Regions from separate parts of the Homo sapiens genome. Here region 1 is linked to region 2. A link is an interaction called in ENCODE POLR2A ChIA-PET data of the cell type or tissue named here. Cell type or tissue: PC-9. All regions are shown on one strand. Links, peaks and the distances in the headings refer to the core of each region. The heading gives the core; the rest is flanking DNA.

The links. ChIA-PET counts read pairs that join two places held together with the same protein. Peaks named below come from ENCODE experiments on the same cell type or tissue, not always from the same donor. Only the 100,000 strongest peaks of a DNase experiment are listed, where the experiment ranks them.
Region 1: POLR2A ChIA-PET joins it to region 2 with 15 read pairs; 12 of 35 experiments call an interaction of 5 or more read pairs at or near these places.

What each region holds. Positions count from the first base shown.
Region 1 is chr7:26,176,154-26,190,711 of GRCh38, forward strand. It overlaps NFE2L3 (NFE2 like bZIP transcription factor 3), which reads left to right. Exons shown (of 4, transcript NM_004289.7): 2 at 1,790-1,969; 3 at 7,548-7,631; 4 at 8,380-10,984. The coding sequence ends at 9,630. HNRNPA2B1 (heterogeneous nuclear ribonucleoprotein A2/B1) reads right to left here. Exons shown (of 11, transcript NM_002137.4): 11 at 13,774-14,558. Among named protein-coding and RNA genes, the nearest start is that of HNRNPA2B1, 17 kb to the right of the region's middle. RefSeq lists enhancers at 4,656-4,950, 9,418-9,467, 9,488-9,717, 12,118-12,642. In PC-9, for the core only: no CTCF peak of the experiment used is centred there; a DNase peak (open chromatin) is centred at 11,000; H3K27ac peaks cover 7,670 bases.
Region 2 is chr7:26,301,797-26,317,843 of GRCh38, forward strand. All of the region lies in intron 1 of SNX10 (sorting nexin 10), which reads left to right. Among named protein-coding and RNA genes, the nearest start is that of SNX10, 18 kb to the left of the region's middle. RefSeq lists enhancers at 491-992, 993-1,492. In PC-9, for the core only: no CTCF peak of the experiment used is centred there; a DNase peak (open chromatin) is centred at 5,605; H3K27ac peaks cover 910 bases.

The DNA of each region.
Region 1 (14,558 bases), core at 6,312-14,311, 120 kb before region 2:
TTTCAGAGAGCAGGGGGTTGGGAGTAAGGTTATAGATTAACAGCATCCCAAGGCAGAAGAATTTTTCTTAGTACAGAACAAAATGGAGTCTCCTGTGTCTACTTCTTTCTACACAGACACAGTAACAATCTGATCTCTCGTTCTTTTCCCCACATTTCCCCCTTTTCTTTTTGACAAAACCGCCATCGTCATCATGGCCCATTCTCGATGGTCACTGTCTCTTCGGAGCTGTTGGGTACACCTGCAGAAAGGCTGTCACTTCACACTTGGAAGATTGCACAGCAGCCAGGCAGAGGCGCTCCTCACTTCCCAGACGGGGCGGCCGGGCAGAGGCGCTCCTCACATCCCAGACGATGGGCAGCCGGGCAGAGGCGCTCCTCACATCCCAGACGGGGTGGCCAGGCAGAGGCGCTCCTCACTTCCCAGACGGGGTGGCCAGGCAGAGGCGCTCCTCACATCCCAGACGATGGGCAGCCGGGCAGAGGCGCTCCTCACATCCCAGACGGGGTGGCCAGGCAGAGGCGCTCCTCACTTCCCAGACGGGGTGGCCAGGCAGAGGCGCTCCTCACATCCCAGACGATGGGCAGCCGGGCAGAGGCGCTCCTCACTTCCCAGACGGGGTGGCCAGGCAGAGGCGCTCCTCACTTCCCAGACGGGGTGGCCAGGCAGAGGCGCTCCTCACTTCCCAGACGATGGGTGGCCGGGCAGAGGCACTCCTCACCTCCCAGACGGGGCGGCCGGGCAGAGGCGCTCCTCACATCCCAGACGATGGGCGGCCAGGCAGAGATGCTCCTCACTTCCTAGACGGGGTGGCAGCCGGGCAGAGGCGCTCCTCACATCCCAGACGGGGTGGCCGGGCAGAGGCGCTCCTCACATCCCAGACGATGGGCGGCCAGGCAGAGATGCTCCTCACTTCCTAGACGGGGTGGCAGCCGGGCAGAGGCGCTCCTCACATCCCAGACGGGGTGGCCGGGCAGAGGCGCTCCTTACATCCCAGACGATGGGTGGCCAGGCAGAGACGCTCCTCACTTCCTAGACAGGGTGGCGGCTGGGCAGAAGCTGTAATTTTAGCACTTTGGGAGGCCAAGGCAGGCAGCTGGGAGGTGGAGGTTGTAGCGAGCCGAGATCATGCCACTGCACTCCAGCCTGGGCAACATTGAGCATTGAGTGAGCGAGACTCCCTCTGCAATCCCAGCACCTCGGGAGGCCGAGGCGGGCAGATCACTCGAGGTCAGGAGCTGGAGACCAGCCTGGCCAACACGGCGAAACCCCATCTCCACCAAAAATACAAAAACCAGTCAGGCATGGCGGCGCGTCCCTGCAATCCCAGGCACTGGGCGGGCCGAGGCAGGACAATCACGGGAGCCCGAGGCAGGGAGGTTGCAGCGAGCCAAGATCACGGCAGTAGAGTCCAGGCTCAGCAATGGAGGGAGACCGTCGAAAGGAGGGAAGGAGGGAGGAAGGGAGGAAGGAAGGAATCAATTTTCAACAGAAAACTAAAACTGCCTGCTGGCAACATTAATTTCCAAATCTAATCTAACTCATGAGTATTTTAAATTCAGGGGCTTTATAAGTGCATGTTAATTTAAATTGCACAGATTAGAACAGCCTGTCTCAGGACAGGATGTAAAACTGACCTTTGTTTCTGAATTAAATGTTTCTTTGATACTGAAATATTGAAATGCCGGTCTTAGCTTTTGACTTGTGGGTTTTCATGGTCCCTGAACAATAAGCACAATGCAGTTTTAAAGACTGTTTGCTTATTTGATGAAATTTCGTACTTTTATAGGAGAATGGGGTACTAAGAGAAAAGCACGAAGCTGTGGATCATAGTTCCCAGCATGAGGAAAATGAAGAAAGGGTGTCAGCCCAGAAGGAGAACTCACTTCAGCAGAATGATGATGATGAAAACAAAATAGCAGAGAAACCTGACTGGGAGGCAGAAAAGACCACTGAATCTAGAAATGAGGTAAGCCTGTCAGAATATTCAAGCCTTGCCGTTTTGGTTTTAATGTAGATTTTGTGGCATTGACAGTTTGTGTCAAGAATGAGCATGTAAAACAGTATGCTCTACTATTAACAAATATGATATATGAAAATACCTATGTCTTTAAGTTATGGGAGTAGTAATTTGATTTATAAATGAATTAGCCCATACAATTGTTTTCTCTGGTTAAACTCAAGATTTTGTGTGTATGTGCACACACCCCCTTCCAGGACCTTGCTAGCAGGTTTTGCTAGTTATGTTTGCCAAGGCAAGTGATGAAGAAATGGGGAACCTAGGAGTCCTCAACCAGCCACATGCACAGGTAGCCAGGCTGGCCTAGTCCAGGAGAGCAAGCCGAGGACCAACCCTACAGCCAATCACCCATGATGTCAGCTAAGGCTTGGGCTGAAATCTTTGTTCAGTCTCCTGGCAGGCCTGGCTGAACCGTTGGGCATCCATGGTCCAGTGGGACCACCTCCTTAACTCCTCATTGCCTAACCTTACTCTTTGGCTGTGAGAAGAGGTGTACAAAGATGAACTCCCGGAGCCAGGCTGAAGGGATGGATGCTTTCTGCGATCTGTGCTTCCTCCTCCTTTCATTTGGGCTGTACTCTGATTTCTCTTCAGCCCTGCTGAGGTCCTGCCCACAAGCATGGCAAACAGGCACTCGAGATATTTAATAACCACGTGGCACTTCCACCTGGAAGGCATACCCTCAGGGGTCTTGCCCTGACGGTTTTCTTAGGCATCACCTGCTTTAGCATGTCCCCTTCCCAGAATGTGGAGTTTAGGGCTGTGTTTTGAATACCTTGGAGGATGGAGAGTACCATGCCCTGACCCTTCTCAGACAGCTGTCATCATGGTAGCCCTGGCCATGTAATATTACATGGAACATTACTTATTTTGCATGAAATCAGAAAACAGGTTTGTTCTCTTTGCCTGCCTACCACTCCCTTGCCCCTCCAGCTTCCACCTAGAGCCCCTTGGTGAAATCTAGGGCAGGTCCCATAAATTCTAGATACTAATGAAAATCGCTCTGGCCATCCCAGTGCAGCAATTGATAAGAATAACCCAGTGTGTCCATGTACAGTTGCTCACACCTATAATCCCAGCACTTTGGGAAGCCAAAGCATGCAGATCGCTTGAGCCCAGGAGTTGGAGATCAGCCTGGGCAACATGGCAAAACCCCATCTCCACAAAAATTACAAAAATTAGTTGGTGTGGTGATGTGTTCCTGTACTCCTAGCTATCCAGGAGGCTGAGGTGGGAGGATCACCTGAGCCTGGGAGGTCGAGGCTGCAGTGAGCTGTGATCACACCAGTGCACTCCAACCTGGGCAACAGAGTGAGACCCTGTCTCAAAAAAAAAAAAAAAAAGTATAACCCAATGTAATTTCCAAGAACGCTGAACCAAAAGTTAGCTGGGCGTAGTGGTGTGTGCCTGTGGTCCCAGCTGTTTGGCAGGCTGAGGTGGGAGGATCACTTGAGCCTGGGAAGTTGAGGCTGCAGTGATCCGTCATCATGCCACTGCACTTCAGACGGGGTGACAGAGCAGGACCCTGTCTCAAAAAAGAAAAATCCAAAACAAAACACACTGGGCTAAAATTCAGCATCTTTCCTCAGTTTTGTGTGGCCTGCCCTGCTGATTTCTCTGGGGTTGAGGGTGTGGGGTGCTAAGAACATAGGAAATTGTTTCTCTTGACCACGCGATACATTTAAATATTATACAACTCTTTGTCACGTGGGCACCTTTTCGTGTATAGGTTCTTTGGAGACCCCTGGCCCCACAGCTGGGAGTCTTCCTCTTGACAGGGGCAAATGCATCTCCACTGCAGCTGGTCCTTTAGGACTCTTCCCTGAATGTTCCGTGGTATACATGCATCTCACCTCTTCAGGTGGCCCTCTCAACCATTTGCTGGCCGCCTAGCACCTGGAAACATGCCCTTAGACCCTTTTCCAGTTCCCTAACTATGGCTCTTGCATGGTTTCTCATCGTTTATATTTCCCAGGCAAAAACAGGACACTAAGCTTCTGTGTCCCCAAACTGCGGAAAACACACACTGAGTTCTAAGTGGTCTCCTTGAGGCCCTTTTTGACATTCTTCAGATGAAGGGGAGGGGGTAGAGAGCACACCCCAAGGAACCCTCCCATTTTCACTCTGACCAGTGGAGCTTTAACCCTTTTGTAACCCTCAATTGCAACCTGGCATTTGGCAACTGCCTGTTCTTTTTTCCCAGCTGGTATTCTCCCCAGCTCCTCTGACTTATCTATTTCCTAATTAATGGATGCATTGTATGGTTTTACCACTCTCCCCACAGCATACATACTGTATTGTCAAATCATTACCCATGGACTTTTATATTAAAATACTGACAGAACCATATATATGTTGAAGAGGACAACATTTCTGCCCACTTCCCTGAGTATTCACAGCTCTGTTTGAGGGAAAAGATGTTTTCACTAGTCTTTCACTTATTTAACACTGAATTGTATATTGCCTTTCTCCCAGGTATGTCTTCGTCTTTACTCCCTCACTGGGCTTCCCAGAAAAGCAAGAACTGTAACAAACTAATTCACTGCTAGGCACAGACTAGGCACTTACTAAATATTAATGAGGAGACAAATGAAGTAGGGAGCTTCCTTGGAGAGAATTTAAAATGTAATTTGACATAGGACAAACATCAATTTGGACAAAACTTTTCAGAAACATATTAATCATTCAAAGCCAGGCATTTGTGCCTAATTCTTATCAGGCTTGGTTCCTCATTGTGTTATCTCCATGTTCCTAGCCTGAGCATTTACGTCACATCTTCGTGTACTTAACACTTTTTTTTTTTTTGAGGAAGGCGGCGGGGGAGACAGGATCTCACTCTGTCACCCAGGCTAAAGTGCAGTGGCGCTGTCATGGCTCACTGCAGCCTAAACCTCCTGGGCTCAGGTGATCTCCCACTTCAGCCTCCCAAGTAACTGGGGCTATAGGTGCACACCACCATGCCCAGCTAATTTTTTGTATTTTCAGTAGAAGTGGGGTTTCACCATGTTGCTCAGGCTGGTCTCAAATTCCTGGGCTCAAGCAATCTGCCCACTTTGGCCTCCCAAAGTGCTGGGATTACAGGTGTGAGCCACTGCACCCAGCCACATTTCTTATAGTAGCTCTGACAAGATATTTCTGTTCTTTTATTGGGCTATTACTTAGTAGGTGCTTTTAAAGCTTGTTGAAATAAAACAGAAATGAGTTAGACCAGTGAATCACTGGCATTTCCATTCTTCCAGATGACAACTCTGGAAGAATATCTAGGAAATGGGGACTGGTACAATTCTAGCTACCCTTTAGAAATCAGAACCCCAGTGGGGGCCCCAAAGCTAGATATAAGATCTGAATGCACACTACCATCACCATCAAGAATCCTCGGCCAAGAGAAAGTACAGTCTGGAAAATGATATAAACACTGGTTCTTGAAAAGAAAAATGCAAAACTGCTCCCCAAAATGCTCACCTTTTAAGAATTAAAAATGACATAAATAGCCATGAGTCAGCATATGCAAAAGTCAGGATTCCTAGTCCTCTGAAAAAGACTCTAAATCAGTGTTTAAATTGTTCATAGGAACAGAATCTATAAGGCAAGAACAGACTATCATGAAAAAAGAAAAAGATCTAGAAAAGAGCCCAAATGAAATTCTAGATATGAAAAAAGTCATTTTCATTGAAAATTCAGTGGAAGTGATGTGAACAGCTAAGGAAAAGGGTAAGTTGGAAGAAAGATCTAAGAAAATTATCTAGAATATACCAGAGAAGATGCAAAATATGAAAGCAAAATTGAGACAATGATAGAAGAGAAAAATCTAAGTTACTTCTAATAGGAGTCCCAGAAGAAACTATAAAATATGAAAGATAAGCAATATTTAAAATGAGTTTATGGCAAAATATTTCCAGAAAAGTCCTCAGATTAAAGGACTACACAGAGCTCCTAACGAAAACAAATTAAGTCCTAGACATACCAGATTGAAACAGAACGTCAAGAACTAAGAAGAAACATTTTTTAAATTACCTGAGATAGAAAAGTTTCATTATAAATAACACTGAGAGCAAACTTACCAGTAGTAATAAATGCCATAAGACAGAGTACTGAGGGAAAACATTAAACCTTATATTTTTACCAGTTAACTCATCATTTAAGCATGAAGGCAAAATAATTCCATGTAGGCCGGGCATGGTGTCTCATGCCTGTAATCCCAACTCTTTGTGAGGCCAAGGCAGGTGGATCACCTGTGGTCAGTAGTTCAAGACAAGCCTGGCCAACATGGCAAAACGCCAGCTCTACTAAAAATATAAAAATTGGCCAGGCGCAGTGACACATGCCTGTAGTCCCAGCTATTCGGGAGGCTGACACACAAGAATCAATCACTTGAACCCAGGAGGCGGAGATTGCAGTGAGCTGAGATCTCACCAGTGCTCTCCAGCCTGGGCGACAGGACAAGACTGTCTCAAAATAATTCCATGTAACAAAAACTGGGTTTACTGCTCAGGTCCTCTCTAAAAAGAACTCTGAAGAGTTCTTTCAACTAGAAAGAGGCTAAAGCATAAAGGCCAGGAGTGAGATGAAGCATCGATAAATTGGTTTTAAAAAAACAAATTGGAGTAAATGTAAATAAGTATTGACTGTAAAAATATTTTTTGAGACGAGATCTCATTCTGTTAGGCTGGAGTGTGGCAGCGCTGTCACGACTCACTGCAGCCTCAACCTCCTGGACTCAGGCAGTCCTCCTGCCTCACCATCCCGGAGTAGCTGGGACCACAGGTGCACACCACCACACCCAGCTAATTTAATTTGTAGAAACGGTCTTGTTGTGTTGCCCAAGCTGGTCTCCAACTCCTGGGCTCAGGCGATCTGCCTGCTTTGGCCTCCCAAAGTGCTGGGATTACAAGCGTGAGCCACCACACCTGGCCAAAATTATATAATTGTGTAACCAACTGGGAGGGCTGGCTATGGAGGGGCAAAATAAGCTGAAACTAACAATTAGCCAAAAATTACATGGAAGTTGTTTATGGTAGGAATAGAAATACTGATTAGCTTTGGACTTTTAAGTATGCATGTTGAAATACTGAGTACCATAATCAGAGAAATAGGTCAGCTGCAGTGGCTCACGTCTGTAATCCCAGCACTTTGGGAGGCCTAGGTGGGTGGATCACTTGCGGTCAAAAGTTCGAGACCAACTTGGCCAACATGGTGAAACCCTGTCTCTACTAAAAATACAAAAATTAGCCAGACGTGGTGGTGCACAGCTGTAATCCCAGCTACTCCGGAGGCTAAGGCAGGAGAATCCTTTGAACCTGGGAGGCAGAGGGTGTAGTGAGCCGAGATTGCACCACTGCACTCCATTCTGGGCCAGAGTGAGATCCGTCTCAAAATATAATAAAAAGTAGAACTTCCAACCAAGGAACATAATAGCATAAAAATCCAGTGTGGAAATAATACCTGGTGATCCTTTAAAGATAAAGCCTAAAGCCCCAACCAGTTCAGTCTTTTATGTGAAAGATGCACTTTTTGTGTTTCTCTACAGAGACATCTGAATGGGACAGATACTTCTTTCTCTCTGGAAGACTTATTCCAGTTGCTTTCATCACAGCCTGAAAATTCACTGGAGGTAATTGGAACTTTGGCTTTTATCCTCGCAGGAACATATCTGCACTGACCTTTTGGTGAACAAATACAACTCCTTTACTTGGATGACACAGCAGTTTAAAGTAATGCTTATTTTTACAGAAGCACTTCAGCTTAGAATTAACCAAATATGTATAGCATTCCTCTTTCCAAATAATCCCAAAGGTATAATCAAATTTAGACTAGTCATGGAAAACAGCGTGGAGATTTCTCAAAAAACTAAAAGAATTATCAGGTATTTATCCAAAGGAAAGGAAATCAGTGTATCAAAGGGACACCTGCACCCCCATGTTTATTGCAGCAATATTCACAATAGCCTTGTAGTTTTAGCGCTTAGAGGCATTTAAACAGCCTCTCTCCTCCAGACTACTTCACTGTAGTTTATTATCCCTGACCCTCCACAATGTGATTACCAACCGCTAGGATGAGTTGCATCTTATTATAAAGTAGCAAATTACAAGATTGTAACATTAGACTTTTTAAGAAAATCCAGTCAGCTTTTATACTAATCCATCTTAATTTCTAGGTTACTCAGAATTCCAGGTATTCTGATTTGGACTCACATCTCGTATTGTATTGCCTGTATTTAACTAGGAAGTTACTGCCAACAGCATCTATCTCTATTAAATGTAGAGGAATTGACAAAAGAGGGGAAAGAAAGTTGTTAGGTAATAGAACTGCTTCAGAAATAGGGCTATTCATGTTTGAAGTGTTTCTCCTTCGTTTTTCAGGGCATCTCATTGGGAGATATTCCTCTTCCAGGCAGTATCAGTGATGGCATGAATTCTTCAGCACATTATCATGTAAACTTCAGCCAGGCTATAAGTCAGGATGTGAATCTTCATGAGGCCATCTTGCTTTGTCCCAACAATACATTTAGAAGAGATCCAACAGCAAGGACTTCACAGTCACAAGAACCATTTCTGCAGTTAAATTCTCATACCACCAATCCTGAGCAAACCCTTCCTGGAACTAATTTGACAGGATTTCTTTCACCGGTTGACAATCATATGAGGAATCTAACAAGCCAAGACCTACTGTATGACCTTGACATAAATATATTTGATGAGATAAACTTAATGTCATTGGCCACAGAAGACAACTTTGATCCAATCGATGTTTCTCAGCTTTTTGATGAACCAGATTCTGATTCTGGCCTTTCTTTAGATTCAAGTCACAATAATACCTCTGTCATCAAGTCTAATTCCTCTCACTCTGTGTGTGATGAAGGTGCTATAGGTTATTGCACTGACCATGAATCTAGTTCCCATCATGACTTAGAAGGTGCTGTAGGTGGCTACTACCCAGAACCCAGTAAGCTTTGTCACTTGGATCAAAGTGATTCTGATTTCCATGGAGATCTTACATTTCAACACGTATTTCATAACCACACTTACCACTTACAGCCAACTGCACCAGAATCTACTTCTGAACCTTTTCCGTGGCCTGGGAAGTCACAGAAGATAAGGAGTAGATACCTTGAAGACACAGATAGAAACTTGAGCCGTGATGAACAGCGTGCTAAAGCTTTGCATATCCCTTTTTCTGTAGATGAAATTGTCGGCATGCCTGTTGATTCTTTCAATAGCATGTTAAGTAGATATTATCTGACAGACCTACAAGTCTCACTTATCCGTGACATCAGACGAAGAGGGAAAAATAAAGTTGCTGCGCAGAACTGTCGTAAACGCAAATTGGACATAATTTTGAATTTAGAAGATGATGTATGTAACTTGCAAGCAAAGAAGGAAACTCTTAAGAGAGAGCAAGCACAATGTAACAAAGCTATTAACATAATGAAACAGAAACTGCATGACCTTTATCATGATATTTTTAGTAGATTAAGAGATGACCAAGGTAGGCCAGTCAATCCCAACCACTATGCTCTCCAGTGTACCCATGATGGAAGTATCTTGATAGTACCCAAAGAACTGGTGGCCTCAGGCCACAAAAAGGAAACCCAAAAGGGAAAGAGAAAGTGAGAAGAAACTGAAGATGGACTCTATTATGTGAAGTAGTAATGTTCAGAAACTGATTATTTGGATCAGAAACCATTGAAACTGCTTCAAGAATTGTATCTTTAAGTACTGCTACTTGAATAACTCAGTTAACGCTGTTTTGAAGCTTACATGGACAAATGTTTAGGACTTCAAGATCACACTTGTGGGCAATCTGGGGGAGCCACAACTTTTCATGAAGTGCATTGTATACAAAATTCATAGTTATGTCCAAAGAATAGGTTAACATGAAAACCCAGTAAGACTTTCCATCTTGGCAGCCATCCTTTTTAAGAGTAAGTTGGTTACTTCAAAAAGAGCAAACACTGGGGATCAAATTATTTTAAGAGGTATTTCAGTTTTAAATGCAAAATAGCCTTATTTTCATTTAGTTTGTTAGCACTATAGTGAGCTTTTCAAACACTATTTTAATCTTTATATTTAACTTATAAATTTTGCTTTCTATGGAAATAAATTTTGTATTTGTATTAAAAATTAACTTTTCCCTTTTATACAGAATCTGAACCAAATTTACCTTACTTTCCTTCCAAAATATCCACATTCAGGAATATAGGTGAATAACAAATAAGGCAGCATAGCAAACTGCTCAGACTCAAGCCAAATTGAGGTCAACATAGTATGCCAAATCCATAGTAAGGCAAATCCACCCCCCTACCCCAATACTTAACACACAGAATACTATGTGATATAGAATGCACTGAAGACCTACGGTCACTGGTAGTTTGAGCCACAGGCCTTCCTCATGTAACCAGAGACAGAATGGGCTACTTGCAAAAACGTAACTCCTTGTGTGTATATTAAATCCATAAAATCTCTGGCAGTAAAGCCAGCCTGAAGGGATGGCCTCACCATCTTAGAATACTGAGATCTCACCAGAACACTGTAAGCCATATAAACAGTAGGGAAAGAGTCAGCAACAGTGAAACCATCTGTTTAAAATGGGCAAAAGCGATTAAGGGAAAAAAAACAGGTGAATTTGAAAATAAACCAGGGTAAGGTAAATTCTAGAAATAATAGCATTTGAAATGAAAACCTCACTTAAGTTCACTAGAACAGTAAACAGGAGATTGCTGAATTTTTTGAAGACAGCAATGACCTCACCTAGATGACTCAAGTTTGGGGAACATCAAGATTTTGACGGGTACTATAATGCTTAATATGTCCAAATTTTCAAAATGAAGTTTCTCAGATATTATTTCTGCCATAGGAGCTACAGTGTAGAGTATCACATAAGTATCTTGGGCTAGAGAAATGCAGTTTATATATACCGTTGGATTTTTATAATAAAGTTTCCCAAGACCTGTTATTTTGCCAGAAATGCTTCTAGTATGCTTCTAGATAAAATTGCCCCTTCAGTGACTCATGGTGTTCAAATGATCATTTTAGTCTGTTGCTTTTTACAAGGGAGTATTTCAAATGTCTTAAGCTTTTGATAATTATAATTTAAGAACACACATAAAACATTTCAGTAGGAAATCCTACTAAGTACACTCAAAAGAGTGCCTGCTTATCAGATAGCATTCTTTTCAAACCTCTAAAATAAAAGACAGTGGAGAGCAGAATCGGTAATCATGGTGACTCTTGTTACCCATGCTGAAGTGCAGTGGCCCCAATAAAAGATCCAGCCTCAAACTCCTGGACTGCCTCAGCCTCCCGAGCTGCTCAGATTATGGACCGCCATGCCTGGCCTGAAGTTTAAACTCTAAAAACCCTTAAATATAGCACACACAGATCTAGTAACTGCAAACTGAATATATTTAAAGATGGTAGTGTCTGTACTGAACTTTATTCCCCATACATAATGCAGCATACCATTTACCTAGCTTCTACCTTGGATTAAATATTGGGTAACCTAGACAACTCAAGTGTATGAGATGTGCTTAGACCACGTGCAAATACACGTTTCATACAAGGGGGCTAGAGCATCCACATTTTGGTATTGTGGAGGTTCCTGAAACTGATGGGCCCCTCTCCCATCAAGGGACTTTTAATCGGCGCATTAAGCAGCCAGCGTCACAAGCTCTAATTGGCTATGGGCTGGCTTCCTGACATAACCCTGCCTCCATCTTAACATGCTGGATTCAAGGTATATAAACTGCAACTGCTTTTCTGACAGTCCAGTTTTAGAGGCAGAAGGGAATTCCACATTCGGCTTCCAGTGCAAACCAACTAGATTACAAAGCCAATGCCCGAAAGCTGACCATTGCCTAGGACCCTCCACATTACCTACCTAGTTGAGCAGTCTTGATTGCATCATCTAACGTCTTAATCAGAATGAGGAAGACAAGAACAAAGACAACCCAAGTGGGTTGGACATCTCCTTTTCCAATTAAAACTATCACTTGAGCATCTTCACAAGTGTGATCAGATTTTAGGCCAATTGTACGGCAACTCCAAGCAAAAAAAGACCTAGATTTCTAGTGGTCCCCTGGTCTCAAGGTAGGCTTCGGTTCAGCAGAGCTTCAGAACCAGTATACAGGGTTTTGTGTGGTAATATTAACGTCTTTTAAACGCACTCAAGTAGCTAAATCATTCCCCATCTCAGTCTCTGAACGATTTGTTCTCTGTTAAGTCCATGCAACTCAACTGATTTGTTACCAATTCCCCTCCACTACCCCAAAACAAGCCAGTGTTAGTGCATTACTAAATAGTGGAAATGTCAAAAATTATGTAGGGCCTGTCAACATCTCAGTATATTAGTTCCAAACCTTAAAGAGAGCGAATTTATGTAACATGCAGTCCAGGTGTCCTGACAGATGTTTTCCACTTTTCAACCATCAGTGACAAACTGAGACTTGTTGCCTTACATTGTTAGCTCCCAATGCCTAACTAGTATTTATTAGGTCAAGCAATTTGGCATCTACCAAATTGGGCTACATGGAAAAGCTTACACATACAGAAATCTGGTTTCACACTAGTGAATAAACTGAGTAAGGGCACCCCCTTGAGTGTGACAGCTGGCATCTGAGAGTTCCCAATGCTCCCTGCCTGCTTGGTAATTGTACCAGGGAAAAGAACCCTCCCACCACATTCTGTGACCATAAAGGATGCAAGATAGCACGACTACTTCGTAGAGCGTGTTCATTTTACAGCTTTTCTTGCTCAAATCACTCACCGAGGGAAGATGACAACCAGGATTAACTTTAAAGCTGTTAGTATGCCACTCTGGATATTAAAAAAATTCTCCAATCCTAGTTTTCTGTGATTGGAACCTTGAGCTTTACCCAGAATCAGTTAAGTTGCTCCCAATTGCTGACCCATAGATGCTGGTTTGTTTCTCTGAACTGCTCTTAAGTATTGAGGTAAGTTGTTACACAGCAACAATATAAAGCCTTGGCCAAAAAGCAGCCTTTCTTCATTTAGGGCACTGTCTCAAAGCTACACAAGAACTACCTTAAACTTCAATTTCTACAAGAGAAACAGCTCAACACAACATATACACACAGGAAATAAGCCTATGTTGAATATCCAACATTACCCCCATGCTTCAGTAAACCCTCCTTCAATCAGTTCATTTCAGTCTATTGTGCAATTACCTAATTCTCCCCTATTTGTGTGATATTCCCTTGACCTTGGCTGGATAGGAGTTGGTATTTTGAGGTTATGCATATCAACCTGATGTATTTCAAAGTTCAACGTCTTTGTACATCCACACATTTTTAAACCTTCAAAATTTTCTTAAAGTTGGGATATTTGTACGTCTTTAATTGACGAACTCAGCTATTTCAAACAGAAAGCTGCTTTCTATGTGTTACCTGCTGTTAAATTTGACTTACCTGTTAGATACCTCACATTATCAAAACCAAAACAAATTATCATAGAAACAAATTAACCTGGTCTTTTTGGTTTTCTTAATTCAGATAAATGTCCAAATAAACACATTTAAAAAGCAACACTGATATTCATTTACTCAGTGTAAACCACAATAAAACTAATTGACATTTGACAATCTAGCACATATTGTAAACCTCAGTGCTTCTGCAAAGCCACTTAATCTGGACCACTCCAGCCGGTTAACCTTTAAAATCCATGATTTTCAAAATGCCACCAGTATTGCTAAACGTAAAAGTAAAGCCAGAAACTTTAGGAGTACTCAAACGCTGAATATACAGTGCATAATGAACAGCATTTTATTGGGGACAGCCAATAATGTCCACAATGCTCTTCTCATTTACCTGTTAATATTAAAATATGCATAGCTTTGTGAAACTGCTTTTAAAAATTTAGGGGATGGTGATCTTTTAGACAACCAAATATTTATAGAACAAGATTCACACATTTTATGTGTAAACATTACACCAAGTATTTGGATACAAAAAGTATTTATTTTATAAACTTTATATTTAAAATAGAATTGTAATCTGTCTACTCACAAAACCTAATTTAAAACATGATACATTTATCTCTCTAGCCAATTTGATGTTACTGTTTTACAAACAACACTCATTTTGTAATTGTTTTATATCAAGAACCTCAACTAAATGTTTGTTTTATCAGAAAACATTTCCCTTTTATTTTAAAGAGTGCTTTTTAAATGAAGGCACCAACAAGAACTACTTTCAGATGGTACAGAATTTCTTATTTCTTGAAGACTCTGTGGTTGACCACTTCTTCATTAGTTACCTGCAGCAAGACACCTTCCTGCCAAAGGAAAAAAAAAGTATCTGAAGAAGTTTATCATGTTTGTCCAAAAGAACCTAAACAACTTCAGTGGTGGTCTTAGGATCAAAGAAGACTCATTGGTGTATAGAGTAAGCCCTGAGTATCACATTCCTGTAAAGGCAATAAAGCCGGGCAATCAAACTGATCATATCTAAGGAATGAATTTCAACAGCCAACCTACAACTTTCTCTTCAGGGTAAGACACTGAACTAGAATTACCACATTTAACC
Region 2 (16,047 bases), core at 2,600-10,599:
GAGCCACAGCTGTTCCCATACCCATTTTTTTTTCCAGTACTTTATTTTAAGAGTCCCACCATTGAGTTTGCTTTTAGAGTCAAAATGCACTCTCTCTGATTTAAAAGTTTTTTATTAAGGGAAAAATTTAAAAGTCATACTGGGTACATCGTTAGGCATAGGACTCTGAGGTTACCACTTCTGATCCTCAAACATAATCCATGTAGATTATAAAAGGCTGTAACTTGGGGACTGGGTCATACGTTTTTTCCCTTATACCATAGACAACCAGGGCTTTGTAAAATACCTCAGAGCATTTTAACTTTGACATCAGTGGTGTGAGGTTATTTTCATCTCCTTTTTTTCCAATCTCCCTTCCCATTTTCCATCTCAGGTGTGCATTTTCCTTCTTTGTGCCTTTTTATGCTTCCTTGATTCTGCAAAGGTCCCTTTAGCATGTGGTCAAAGTTCTCTGGGTATCAGAGAAACAGAAAGACCCATCTCAAGCTGTGTGGGCCCAGAATCTTACACAGCTCTCATCAGTGTAGGGCACTTGCCCTGACGTGACCTTGAGAGCCAACTCCTTTGCAGGCAGGAGATGGACTCTACGCAGGCTGGCACCAGCAGTGACAATGGGGGCCACCTCTGCAGCCCCAAGACAACCCCACCTCAGCACTGTGTTTCCATTCACATGGTCTCCCTCTGTGTGCAGCAAGCCTCCTCTTTCACGTTTTTGTACAGCTTCTCTCTTAAGCACAGTACGCCCCAGCCTGGCCTACGTATTGCCCAGGACCCTCGGGTAATACCTTACTCGTCTTGTGTGTTGTGCACTCTTATTCTTTGTTTTCACCAGCGTGGCTGCTTTCTGCGGGGTGCACCCTCGGTTTCTGGTACTCCCTGCTCCCTGGTGACCACTTTTGCTGCATACCCACAAAGGCTGGGCTTGGAGTTCTGACCCCAGTTTTGCCATCACTAGGCAAAATCTATTTCTGGCCTGGCAGGGTGGTTCATGCCTGTAATCCCAGCACTTTGGGAGGCCGAGGCGGGTGGATCACCTGAGGCCCGGAGTTTGAGACCAGCATGGCCAACATGATGGGAGGGCGACGGAGGTTGCAGTGAGCCGAAATCACACTGCATTCCAGCCTGGGCGACAGAGTGAGACTCCATCTAAAAACAAAAACAAAAACAAAAACAAAAAACCTGTTTCTGATGGTCTCAGAAATGAGAGAGAGAATGAGAGGACCCTAAAGGAAGGGAGATCAGAGGTAACACATTGATTAAGAATCCTCCTCAGCTAAAATCAGCTACTAAGAATTAGAATGCGTTAGCTTCAACTCTGTTGGTGGCAGATCCCCTAAAGTCTTTGAAAGGCTTTGTCATGATTCTTTCAAGATTACAGTATTCTTGCAAATTCATCCCTTTGTGCTTCAGCTGTTGCTGGTTTTAAAGAAGAGAAACTTTCCTAAGTTAGCATTGGAGTTGGGGGCTTAATGTAAGGATACTGCAGACAACTCAAAGGCAACTGCTTGGAACTGGAAAGTCAAAAACTGAAGCTGCACTTTCACTCCTCTCCCAAGGCCCAAGTCCTCTAACTCCCCGTCGCTGTTTCTCTGGCTGGGGCTTCTCTACTTGCACATGGTTCAGTGTGGCCTGCCTGGCCCTGCCTGCACACAGCTTCCCATCCAAGGGCTCATTGCCCTCTGATGCAGTCTTTCAGGCTCCTCCGACCCTCTTTGTACATTTTTGTCTTCATCATGCCGAACTCCTCACCTTTCCTCTACTCATCTGGCCACTCTGCTCCATTCCCTTGCTTGTTTCTCTGGTTTCTCTGATTCCTCCAATTGACAGCTCCTTGGGGCCTGTTCTGAGCCCTCTTCTTTTCTCTATGTTTTCTCCCTAGATCTGTGGTTTTCCAACATTTCTGTGCATAGGAATTATCTGCAAAACTTGTTAAGGCAGATTTCTGGGTCTCAGTATTCCAATTCAGTAGTTCTAGGATGAGACCTAGGGACTTGTATCTTATTCCTGGGTGATCCAGAGGCTATGACACACTCAGGACAAGCTGGTTTCATTCTATGACTTTAAGTGTTGTTAATAAACTACTAATTCCCTGGTGTGGATATCTAGCTCTCTTGAGAGCTCCAGGTTTAGATATTTAACATTGAATTTGACTGTGGCTTCTTGGGTTTGTCACAGACATTTCATATTAACTTGCCCAATACTTGATCCTCTCCCCAGTTTTGTAAGGGCCTAACACTTACATAGTTTGGGGTCCTCTGTAAGAAAAGGAACATAGAATTGAGAATACAAAGCGAGATGTGGGAACGTGGTGGTGCACTGTGCAGATTAGGGCTTGGAAACTTGGCTTCTGTAGCCTTGGGTCACTCCTCCTCGGCTTGCCTACTCACCCCAGCACCGTCTCCTCCAGCCTTCCCCATCTGAATGAAGGCCTATGCCTTCCATTTGTTTGTTTAGACCAGAAACCTAGGAGCCGTTTCTCATCTTCAGCCCACTTCTGAGCTCTCTGAAGGTCTTGCTTGATTCTCCAATTCAGTACCCCCTTGCCCCGAATCTCAGGTTGCCATTGTTACTTTCCTATTAGCTTCTGATCGAGTCTCTCTGGTTCCACTTTGTTCCCCTCCGATCCAATTTCCAGAAGCAGACAGAGCAGTCTTTTAAAGTACATCAGAACGTGTCACTCCAGTCCTGCCATGTGTCCATAGAAATGGCTGAGTCTGGTGGCAGGGCCAGGGGTGTGGGCAGATGGGAGAGGGTCAGGGGGGATTACACCGCACAAGCTTGACTGTCCTGGAACCTTGAAAGAAGTGGGGGTGTGTCTGGGGAGGTATGCAAGAATTATCAACTGCAGTTGTTTGTTTCAGTCCCACTTTACCACATTTCATTGGAAGAACTTGAGCTGTATAAGGCCTGTGAACACAAATGGGGATGGGTACTCCCTAATTCTTTGCTTTTCAGTGCATTCCTGTGGCATTTGATGCTAAATAGTGCAATCAAACTGTTTAATTACTTTTGGGGAAGAATCACACATTCTTTTTTAACCCCGGTGTCATCTTTTAACTCCGGGTTCCTTAATCTCCTTAGAGAGCTGATTAAGCTTGGTGAGAACCCACAGGTCCATGGCCCAGGTAAATCCAAAGCCCGGCCCAGGGAAATCCAAAGCCCTGCCCAGGTTTTCTGCGAATTCCCTGGAGGAGGGGGTGGATGGGGGAGGCCTCATGTGCTTTCTTTTTTACCTTGGTGTCAGCCCCGACACAAACTCAGCCCCTTCCCTCATGGATGGAGAAATCCACCACCACTACTACCATGTGTTTTGTTAGTTGAGTGGACTTCACTGGAGTCCCCTGTGGGGCTCCTGATCTTGCATAGTCTCCTGGGTCCCTCTTTCCTCCTCTCATCCCTACCCCTCACTCCATCCCCCTCACTTGTCCGTGAGCTCCAGTCTTCTTCCTCTGTAACTATGGATACTCCCCAGTTCCTCTCTTCAACTTACAAACCCAAGTCAAAGTACAGGGCAGAACAACGGGCTTTATATGTAGGGAACCAACACTCCTTAGAAGTTATAAATACAAACACACACAAAAGAGTTTTCTATCACACTGTAATTATCTTCCCCTTTCTCACTGATGTAGCAGCTCTTATTGTAGAGTGGCGTTTGGAAGAGCTGGGGAGAAGATGTGCTCTTCCTGCTGCCCCCGAAGGTCACTGTCTGGATTAGGGGGCAGGCAGTGTTACTGTAGCTCTGGGCTCTGGAATCTCACAGCAAACAACTTGGGGTCTCTTCATCAGCTTGTCTGCAGATGATCAGACCCTGAGAAACTGAGCTCTTTCTGTCTAAACACACAGGAAACTTCCTATGTTGGGAAATCAGCTTAAAGATTTACAACCAGACGCAGACCGGATGCTGCGATTTGCTAGTCACCTTGCTTCACTAGTGGTTGGGAAACCTTGAAAAACGGTGGCGTCTATTTTGAGGACTTTGCCAAACTGAGTCTGTAGACAGACACATGTCAAATGCCCTTGGATTACAGTCATTATTGCCAGCAAGTAAGAGTTTAAGAATAATAACTTTGGCATTTCACCCACTTCTGTTATTTTAAAAATTATTTATTTATTTTAGACAGAATCTCTCTCTCTGTCGCCCAAGCTGGAGTGCAGTGGCGCAATCGTGGGTCACTGCAACCTCTGCCTCCCAGGGTTAAACGATTCTCGTGCCTCAGCCTCTGGAGTAGTTGGGACTACAGGCATGAGCCACCACACCTGGCTAAATTTTTTGTATTTTTTTTTTTTTGTAGAGACGGGTTTTCGCCAGGTTGGCCAGGCTGGTCTCGAACTCCTGAGCTGAAGCGATCCACCCGCATTGGCCTCCCAAAGTGCTGGGATTGCAGACGTGACCCACTGCACCTGGCCACATTTCACCCACTTTTTAAAAGGACTTTCTTGTGTTACTTATCTTAGGCTTCTTAGATCAAGGCCAGGCATTGGACATCCGTGAGTAAATGATCCAACTCTTGCAGGGAGTGGCCACAGTGTGGCTGAGTTTCAGAGCATTTAGATTTAAAATATTCTGCTCCCTAAACATTATTATCCTATCTGACAAAAAAGATGCTTGAAGAGAATTTTTTTTTTTTTTTTTGAGACAGGGTCTTGTTTTGTCACTCAGGCTGGAGTGTAGTGATATGATCATGGCTCACTGCAGCTTCCTGAGCTCAGGTGATCTCTTACCTCAGCCTCCTGAGTGGCTGAGACTACAGGCACGCACCACCATGCCTGGCTAATGTTTTTGTATTTTTGTAGAGATGGGTTTCGTCATGTTGCCCAGGTCTCGAACTCCTGGGCTCAAGTGATCCACCCGCCTCAGCCTCCCAAAGCACTGGGATTACAGGCATGAGCCACCGTGCCCAGACAGAAAATTTTTGTAAAGGAACAAATGCTCTGTGATCATGAGGAAGGCACCTCAGCATTTTTCATATTGGGGGTCCTGGGAAAGTCTGAGAATGAACAGTGACTGCAGCTGGCACAGTCGGAGCCAGGCACAGGCCTCCATGCTTGCTCATTTGATCTTTACAGTAGATCATGAAGCAGGCAGTTATCTCCTCTTACAGATGAGAACACTGAAGCACAGAGATGAAGTAATTTGGGAAAGGGCAGAATGTGAATTCACAACCAGGTGGTCTGGAGTCAAATGCCTCACACTACTTTTACCACTCACTGTGCTCATCCTGCTCACTTTAGGGGGGCATTCCCCTCTAAACTGCTCCTCAGCAGTGGATCTTCATGACAGAGGCACCGTGAAGGAAAGAGGGTTATTTCCAGTGAGTTGCGATGCTTTTCCTTTAGAAAAGAGAATTTCTCTCTCTGTTTAAAAGCAGAACATTAAATGTTGAATTTTTTTCTCTCATCTGCATCCCTGTATCCTTTCCTTATCTCAGCCCCAAGCTGCTCTCCAGACGCCTAAAGACTGTCTCTCCCGTCTGGATGTCCCCAACACCCTAACATGTTCCAGTTTCTTTCTTACCTCTCAAAACAGCCCCCCTTTTCCAACTTCCCCATTCTGGGAACACCAGTCTTCTTCCAGTCACCCGGCCTGTGAGTCATCCTTGACTCCCTTTTCTCAATCATGCCCTGTGTCCAAGTTTTTCTTGTTGTTTATTCATTTATTTGTATTCTTTGAGACAGGATCTCACTCTGTCACCCAGACTGGAGTGTAGTGGCACGATCTCAGCTCGCTGCAACCTCTGCCTCCCAGGCTCAAGCCATCCTCCAACCTCAGCCTCCTGAGTAGCTGGGACTATGGGTGCGTGCCATGAAACCCAGCTAATTTTTGCATTTTTTTTTGTTTTTGTTCCAGAGATGGGGTTTTGCCATGTTGCCCAGGCTAGCATTCTTTTTTTTTTTTTAATAGTCTTTATTTTTTAGAGCAGTTTTAGATTCACAGCAAAAATGAAAGTACAGAGCTTCCCTGCTCCCCATAACCCACCTCTCCCATTATCAACATCAGCACCGTGGGGGTACATTGGTAACAGTTGATGAACCTGCACTGATACATTATCATCACCCAAAGTGGACAGTCTGTAGTTTACCTTCATCAGTCTTTTGATGAAGCTCATGGCTTGTAATTTCTCTCCCTGGCAATCCTTCCAACACCCATCCCAGATGAATCACTGCCATCATGTCAAGCTTCCACTTACTCCATCCCTGCCTTCCAACAGGATAGAAGTCCAAATTCCTCCTTTTGTTCTTCAGGGACTTCCCAATCCTAAAATGCTTACCACAGCCTGTGATATTATGATATATATGTTGGTTTTGTCCACAGTTCCTGGCCCATAAATCCCATAGCCCTTGTTACAGTGTTTGGGTGTTTTAGGCCTCAGAAGCAGGCCTCAGAAAACAGTACCTCTTGCTGACTTTCTCCTGTTCTCCCTTCAACCTGCTCCTTTTTCTCCCCAAGGCTAATCTTCCCCTGTGTTTCCATAAAGAAATTCTCAGACTTACCTTGTCTGATTGTAGATCATAAGACCCTCATTTCAGGAGGGGTTCTGCCCTTTACCCTGGGGGAAGCAATGTTGCACCAAGCGGCCCAGAAGAATCTGAACAGACAGGCCTTTCTGGGTTCCCCACTCAGTCTGTTAGTATTGGGTCATGTCCTTTTTGTCCAATCATATTTCTGCATGGTTGCCCCTGCTTCAGTCATCCCTGTTCAATGAAGTCTGTGTAAAAGGCCCAAGAGGACAGGGTTTGGAGGGCTTCTGGAAGGCTGAACACGTGGAGGTTCCTGGGGGGTGGTGCACCTGGGGAGGTATGGGAGCTCCATACCCATACCTTGTCCTGTGCGTCTCCATCTGTGTCCTTTGTACTATCCTTTATAATAAACCAGTAATAAGTTTTGTGAGCCGCTCTAGCAAATTAATCAAACCCAAGGAGGAGGTCATGGGATCCCCAGTTTATAGCCAGTGAGTCAGAAGCACAGGCGAAACAGCCTGGGGCTTGAGATGGGCACTTTAAGTGGGGGCAGTCATTTGGGTCTGAGCCTCAACCTCTGGGATCTGATAATGTCCCCAGGTAGGTAGGGTCAGAATTGAACTGGGTTGGAGGACACCCAGCTGGTATCTACTGCAGAATTGATTGCTTGCTTGTTGGTGGGAAGAAGTCCCCACACACTTGGTCACAGCAATCTTCTATGTTGATCGATTGTCTTTGAGTAAGAGAATTAAAAAAAATGCTTTGAGTTTGAGTTTCTCAGACAGCTCTTCAGACAAACCCCCTTGTGATATTCTGCCAGCACAGCCCTCCATTCATGGGGGACTGGGCCCCTCACTTCTCCCAAACTCATTACTGCCTCTTAATCACCACAGGCTGGTCCTGTTTTCTCTGCCTGTCCTAATGCGAGCATCAAGACCTAGTCAAGCCTTGCCTTCTCCATGAAGCCTCCCCCTCCATTCTTCCGGTTAGCCCTGCTATCAGTGCAGTTCTTCTGGCACATCACAGTGAGCATTGCGTTAGAAGTGGCCTGTTTCATATCTGAGTCTTGACATCTTTAGGTATTAGAACTCAAGGAGTGTTACTTAATCATCCAAAAAAAAAAAAAAAATCCCTCACCAGGACCAAACCTGGAACGCTCACCCAGTCGGTTCTCAGTGATTATGTACTGGACTGACTTGCCACTGTCCTCTGCTTAGCCTTAGGTGGCCCTTCATAGCTAGTGACCCTAACCAGGTCTGCCGAGTGAATGCACTGCACTTTTCTCAGTATTACCTCTTTTCGGAAGATAAGTATTACGTCTTTTCAGGTATCCGGCTGTTGGCTTCTCCCGGGTTCATGTATGTGGGAAGAACTCTACCCCCAACCTTCATCCCTAAAGCATTTGAGCCGTTAGTAACTCACTTTGGGTTGGTATTTTTCACTCACTGCTGTCTTTTAAGCATTTATTTCTAAGGGGGATGCTTGGGTGCCCTGTTGGATGTAGGGGTACCTTGTGGTGAGGGTGAGGGCTCCTCTGAGTCTGGCTGCCTGGGCCGCGATCCTGGCTTCTTCACTTGATCAGCTGCACAGCCTTAGGTGCCTTTTCCTTATTTGCAAAATTGAAGTAATAATGATACCTGGCCTCTGGGGCCCTTACCAGGATTAGATGAGATAATACATGTTGCAAGCTTTGCACGGTGTCTGGGACATAGTAAACAATTTTTTTTGGCCTTATTGCTATTTTGGATTTTTAATGGCATAATTTTAACATTATTCCCCAGTCTCATCCTCCACAGTCCAGTGGAGTTAGTTTAGGAGGAAAGATAGAAAACAGAGGCCACTTCACTCTGCGTTGTTGCTGGCTAAATGCTTTCTTTCCTCACAAGACGAATGATTAACCATGAGTGGGCTCACAGGTGGGCTGGCCCGAGAGGCGGGCGACTGTCAACCCATCTTCCCTTCCCAGGTGGTTGGGCGGCTTAGAAACTTGATGGAGATGCAGAAATGGAGAAAACCAGCTGGAACTCATTCAATCAAATTTAATATACTGCATATTTTCTGGGCACTGACAATATGCCAGGCACTGTGCTAAGTGCTAAAGTTGTAAAGCATAAATAATTGGGCAAGGTCCCTGCCCTCAAGGGACTTTTCAGAGGACATATAATCCTCAAGAAAATAGATTAATAGATAAATAATAAATTAATATAGACTGCGACAAAGTCCGAGGAGAAAATGAAAGGATAGAGTTCCTAGGGGAGTCTGCTTTAGTGGGTGGTTAGGGAACCCTCTTTGGGGAGGTGGCCTTTAAACCAAGATCTGAAGCTGGGAAGGAGCCACCTTGGTGAGTTGGGGGTGGGGAGGTGGAAAGGGGAGAATGTCGAGAGTACAGCAGCACGAGGGGACTGAGGAAGGATCTGGCGAGGAACAATTTTTTTTTTTTTTTTGAGACAGAGTCTCGCTCTGTCTCCCAGGCTGGAGTGCAGTGGCGCCATCTCGGCTCACTGCAAGCTCCGCCTCCTGGGGTTCACGCCATTCTCCTGTCTCAGCCTCCCGAGTAGCTGGAACTACAGGCGCCTGCCACCACGGCTGGCTAATTTTTTTGTATTTTTAGTAGAGATGGCGTTTCACCGTGTTAGCCAGGATGGTCTCAATCTCCGGACCTCGTGATCCGCCCACCTCGGCCTCCCAAAGTGCTGGGATTACAGGCGTGAGCCACCGTGCCTGGCCAAGCTGAGGAACTATTAATAGTCTGGTCTCTGTGAAAAGACACCTGGAGTGTACAGAAGAGCTTGGCTGAGGGGGTGGCCAGGGAACCGAAGGGGCGAGGCTTATAGGGATTGTGTAAGTGCATACCCCGTTATCTGGGACAGTGGTTTAACATTTTTAAATTAAATTCTTTTTCTTTTTATTTTTGAGACAGGGTCTCGCTCTGTCGCCCAGGCTGGAATGCAGTGTCAGGATCTCAGCTCAGTACAACCTCCGCCTCTCGGGTTCAAGGATTCTCATGCCTTAGCCTCCCAAGTAGCTGGGACTACAGGCTTGCGCCACTAGGCCTGGCTAATTTTTAATATTTTTAGTAGAGAGGGGGTTTCACTGTATTGCCCAGGCTGGTCTGGAGCCCCTGGGCTCAAGCGATTCTCCCGCCTCGGCCTCCAAAAGTGCCACTGCACCTGGCCAGTGGCTTAAAATTTTTTTCTATCATTGACATACTTGAGAAGGCATAAGATACTCTTGTAGTGTAGGGCTGTTGCACTGGGGGGAGGGAATTGTCAGGGTGTGTGGGGTTGAAAAGAGCCCCTGGTGATTTAGACATACCTTGCCTTCCATCTCTTCAAATTGAGAAACACAGCTCTTCACAGAATCCATGGGCATCTGGGAACATTTACATCTCTTACTTTTCAATTAAATTTTGAAGGGTTATAGAGGCACACTATAGGAACATGGAATTCTGTCAATTGATGAGAACATTGGCTCAGCCCTCTGAGGCTGAGTCACTGTTTAATTGGATTACTGTGTGGCCCACTTAAATAAATACTGTTTTGGAATAGAAAAGTTATTTTATTTTGAAATTGTATGAACAAGACTTTGGAGACATCCTTTAAGATTTTCACGCACGTGGATGTTGCCCTTTTGTTGAGAGAGGCAGTGTCGAGGAGATAAGAGAACAGCTGGCATTGCATTTGTGTCTGCACCAGGCTCTGTGGCTTTGGGCAGTGATTTAACTTCTCTGGTAAAGTAGGACAAATAAGTCTTGCACTGCCTGCCTCGTCAGCTGTCATGGAACAGTGCTTTATAAATTACACAATATCAGAAAACAAAAGTTACTTCAAAAAAATTTAGTTTCTGTACATTATGGCCCATAGCACATTATGGCAAGGATGTAATTCATGACCATGGAACAGAACTTTTCACTGTTCACAGATGACTGGTCTCTAGAAAAATCTAAAGGAGAATATTTTTATAACTTTGGAGTAGGAGTGGTCTTTGTAAGGATGGTGCAAAGCCTGGAAGCCATAAGGAAAACCTTCATAAAATTCATTATCTAATAAAAAGTATTGGCATAGCAACCACCATAAGCAAAACAAACAGATTACAAACCAGAAAAATATACTTGAACTTTATGTTATGTATTAAGGATTAACTTCCCTAATACAAAAAGAACTCCTATGAACCAATAAGGAAAAGAACAGGAACTCTGTAAGAAAATGATTGAAAGACATAAACAATTTGTATAAAAGAAAATAGTGGTGCCGGGCATGGTGGCTCAAGCCTGTAATCCCAGCACTTTGGGAGGCCGAGGCTGTCGGATCACAAGGTCAGGCGTTCGAGACCAGCCTGGCCAATATGGTGAAACCCCGTCTCTACTAAAAATACAAAAATTAGCCAGGCGTGTTGGCGCTTGCCTGTAATCCCAGCTACTCAAGAGGCTGAGGCAAGAGAATCGCTTGAACCCGGGAGGCGGAGGTTGCAGTGAGCCGAGATCACGCCACTGCACTCCAGCCTGGGTGACAGAGTGAGACTCCGTCTCAAAAAAAAGAAAATAGTGGCACCTAAACACATGAAAAATGCTTGCTCTTATGCATAATTGAAAAAAAATACTAATTAAATCACATTGAAATAAGCCATTTTTTGCCTATCTAGGATTGACAAAGATAAAACATTTTGCAAACGGATCATGTTAGGGAAGATACAGGAAAACAACCCACTCATTTGTAAATACGTTGCTTTGCCAATATCTTGATGATTCAGATGATATGGCTTGATCCAGCAATTCCACTTACAGAAATTTACTCATGCAGGTATTTACTGCGTACTGTTCATAGTAGCACGAGAATGTCTTATCAGTGGGTGCTGGTGAAATGAAGTGTGTTGCATTCACATCATGGAATAGTACACAGCCACAAAAAGAGAACGAGGCTAACTAAAAACCATTTAGCAGATACCTGCCCCCACTTTTTAAAAAAAGAACATTTTATTGTGATTAGAATACTCACCAGGAGACCTACCCTCTTAACAAACTTTCCAGTGTATAATACAGTATTGTTAGCCATAGGCGCAATGTTGTACAGCAGATCTTTAGAGCTGCTTAATTAATCTAGTGGACTCCTGATCTTGTTAGAACCTGTAAACTGATGTCTTTCTTCCCAATGCTGTTGCTTCACTACCTGATGCACCTTTTTTGGCTGAGTTTGCTTAACTGAGCTTTTTGTGATTGTTTTGCCAGCATGGGAGGACCTACTATATCTGGGACTCTATGCAAAGAATATTCAGAGGAATGATATGCCTTTAAAGGCTGCCTGTTAACAAAGGGTTAAATAATTTAGGCATTAGACGAATTGGGGGCCCTGCCAAATGAGTGTGGCTAAAGTCTGTCCTTTTCCTGAACATTCATGTAAGAAAACCCCACCCCCTGTTTGTCCCCACATTCTCTCTCCTCCTAAGGATCATTGTTCCCTTGTGGCATAATAATTAAAAAAAAATGTGAAATTGAGCCGTCATCAGACTGGTAATGAAATCCTGAGTGCTGAAGAACCTGAATTTCTTTTTTCTTTTTCTTTTCTTTTTCTGAGATGGAGACTCACTCTATCGCCAGGCTGAAGTGCAGTGGAGGCGCGATCTCGGCTCACTGCAACCTCCGCTTCCTGGGTTCAAGTGATTCTCCTGTCTCAGCCTCCCGAGTAGCTGGGGAGGCTACAGGCACATGCCACTACCCCACCTAATTTTTGTATTTTTAGTAGAGACGGGGTTTCCCCATGTTGGCCAGGCTGATCTCGAACTCCTGACCTCAGGTGATCCTCCCACCTCAGTCTCCTTTCAAAGTGCTGGGATTACAGGTGTGAGCCGCCACGCCTGGCCCAAGAACCTGAATTTCTGACAGGTAACAAATACCATTTTCTTTTTAAAAAAGTTATTCCTTTTTAATCTTGTTAGACTGAAATGGCTTGTCTGTCAATATATTTTCAAAGGGTAGTCCATTCTTGTAAAGGACATAATGTGCCTACTGTTCAATTTTTTTTTTTGAGATGGAGTCTCACTCTGTTGCCCAGGCTGGAGTGCAGTGGTGGTATCTCAGCTCACTGCAACCTCTGCCTCCATTCAAACGATTCTCCTGCCTCAGCCTCCCGAGTAGCTGGGATTACAGGCGTGTGTCACCATGCCTGGCTAATTTTTTGAATTTTTAGTAGATGGAGTTTTACCATGTTAGCCAGACTGGCAATATTTTTATATTATGACTAAGTATAATATGGGTCCTGTGTGGCTTGTTTAAAACACATTGCTCTGAAACCCTTGGGCTTTTAGTTGTTATATTGACTTGTGAATTTGCTGAGATTTAGCAACTATTTCCGTAGTATATGCAGTTCCCTTTTTTTCTAGTGGCTTTCAGTTTCATAGTTGAGTATCAAGAATATAGCCTGTGAACTGCATGGGATTCTGCATAAAGTATTTTAAGAAAAAAGAACAGGCCAGGCGTGGTGGCTCATGCCTGTAATCCCAGCACTTTGGGAGGCTGAGGCGGGCGGATCACTTGAGGTCAGAGTTTGAGACCAGCCTGGCCAACAGGTGAAACCCTGTCTTTACTGAAAATACAAAGATTAGCTGTGTGTAGTGGCACACACCTGTAGTCCCAGCTACTCGGGAGGCTGAGGCATGAGAATCACTTGAACCCGAAAGGCAGAGGTTGCAGTGAACTGAGATTGTGCCACTGTACTCCAGCCTGGGTGACCAAGTGAGACTGTCTCAAAACAAAACAAAAAAACAACCAAGGAAGGGACTAGAAAGCAGATTAAAATAGCAGGAAAAAGAATCAAAATAGAAGCCATATGTAGTGAAAAGAGTCCACCAAAATGAATCAGAAAAGCAATTTAAACAAAATGTATTAATTGGATTGGTCAGGAGTAAATAATGAATTTGTATGTTTGGGTGCACAGAAAACCCTATAGATGTGATCATAGAAATATTTGTTTACAAGAGTTGAACCTAGGAAGAAAGGCATTTTTCTAGATAACTATAATGCCATTATCATATCCTGGAAATTTAACTTTATACAGTACATTATCTAATAAACAGGGTCACATTAATCTATCCCCATTGTCCCAAAAGTGTCATAGCTTTTTAAAAATCACAAAATATGGCTGGGTGTGGTGGCTCATGCCTGTAATCCCAGCACTTTGGAAGGCTGAGGTGGGCGGATCACAAGGTCAGGAGATAGAGACCATCCTGGCTAACATGGTGAAACCCCGTCTCTACTAAAAATACAAAAAATTAGCAGGGCCTGGTGGTGGGAGCCTGTAATCCCAGCTACTCGGGAGGCTGAGGCAGGAGAATGGCATGAACCCAGGAGGCGGAGGTTGCAGTGAGCTGAGGTTTCGCCACTGCACTTCTAGCCTGGGCGACAGAGTGAGACTCCATCTCAAAAAAAAAAAAATTGCAAAATACTTGATAGGGTTTTAAAACTGCAAGATAGCGAATATAATACAAAATGAAGTGAATTTATATTTTCTATTAGAAAAGCAGTTTTAAAGGGGGTGCTTTCTTTTATGTAAATAAAATTGAAGCTGACAAATTTGAGATTTTATATTTTTATCAAATTTGTATTTAGAAGGTATCTTTTGCAACTTATTTGCTTAAAATTATACCTAGAGTTGGCTGGGCGCGATGGCTCACTCCTGTAATCCCAGCACTTTGGGAGGCTGAGGTGGGTGGATCACGAGGTCAGGAGATCGAGACCATCCTGGCTAACATGGTGAAACCCCGTCTCTACTAAACAAAATACAAAAACTAGCCGGGCGTGGTGGCAGGCGCCTGTAGTCCCAGCTACTTGAGAGGCCGAGGCAGGAGAATGGCGTGAACCCCAGAGGCAGAGCTTGCAGTGAGCCGAGATCGCACCACTGCACTCCAGCCTGGGAGACAGAGCGAGACTGTCTCAAAAAAAAAAAAAAAACAAAAAACCTAGAGTAAAAAAAATGGGATCTCATTTCCTTGCAGCAGATGACAACTTTGGATTCTTGGTCTAGCTTAATTAGTAAATTGGCTTAGAATCACATGATTTCAGACCTGACAGCAACCCAGGATTTTCCAGAAACCCAAGGTTATGGATGGGAACAATGAATCATTGGTGTGATTACATTATCCTTTAACCGTAATGGGTTTGCCTTGCATTAAGTAACCAGAGGGAAAGAAAGCACCTGTTCCTTAACTCTTGTGGCATTTCCACACTCATCTTCACTGAGCTTGTGCTAGTGGGGAAAACAAATGACAAACTGTAGTTCTGTTTTTTGGTTTTAAGCCTAATAATAATAATTAATGGCAGCAATTACTATGTGCTTGTTATGAGCCAGGCTTTAGGCCAGGTGTTTTATACATATTAACTTCTTTGTACTTTGTAATAATTATATAGAATTAGGTTCTGTTGTTGATCACTGTTTTATAGATGAGGATACCGAGGCGCACAGAGGGTAAGCAGGTGGACCAGGGTCACTTAGCAGGATTTGAGCCCAGGGAGGATGAACACTGGGCAGCCCATGCTTCATCAGTGCAGTGCCCTAAGCTGCTGAGTATTTTTGGGCGCTTTTTTTCTCCATTTATTCATGCTGTCTGTGCGAATGTGTATGGAAAACTCCAAGCAATTGGAGTATGCCCAGAATATACTAGAATTTTAAGATGCAAATGTTAGATCACATCGCCTACATTTCTGATGGTAGTCAATCTTGAATAGCCAGGCTAATGCATATTTCCTGTATGCGTTACATACCTGATACTACCAAGATCGAGGCCGGAGATGCTAAATAAACAAGAATAGTGAGGAGCCATGCCATTTGTAATTTACGGTTTGGTGGGGCACAGACATTAATTCAGCATTTACCCAAATAAGGGTAATGATATTTTTATTCTCAGAATAATCTTTTATTCTTATGATAAGAGTTACAGAGGAAGATGATGGTACAAGGGAAGCTACCTAGGGAGAGCTGACCTTGTTGGAGGGAGTGAGAGCAAGCGCCCTGGGTAGTGAGATTGTAACCAAGATTTGAAAAGTGAGTAGGGTTAACTAGTGACAGATGGATTTGAATTCCAGCATTGCCCTTGAGCACGTTGGTCACTTTGTGGTGATGACCTTGAACAAGTTACTTTACCTCTCTAAGCCTTAGTATCTTCATCTGTAAAATGGGTGATTGTGAGAATTAACAACATACAACATACTCAGCACAAGGCCGATACATAGTCATCAGTAGTGGCAGTTTTTATTACTGTTGGCATTTTCTGTTCATTTTACTGGGAACTTAGAAGAGACACTTATTTAAGTCTCTTACTCTGTAGCAAGGGCCACCAAATACCTGGGAATAATTAACTTGGAAAAATGGAAGCCTGAATGAATATTGAATATTTAATGGTGATCTTCTTTGATCTTTTTTTTTTTTTTTTTTTTTGAGACAGAGTCTCACTCTGTTGCCCAGGCTGGAGTGCAGTGGCACGATCTCGGCTCACTGGAACCTCTGCCTCTTGGGTTCAAGCGATTCTCCTGCCTCAGCCTCCTGCATAGCTGAGATTAAAGGCACATACTACCACGCCCAGCTAATTTTTTTATTTTTA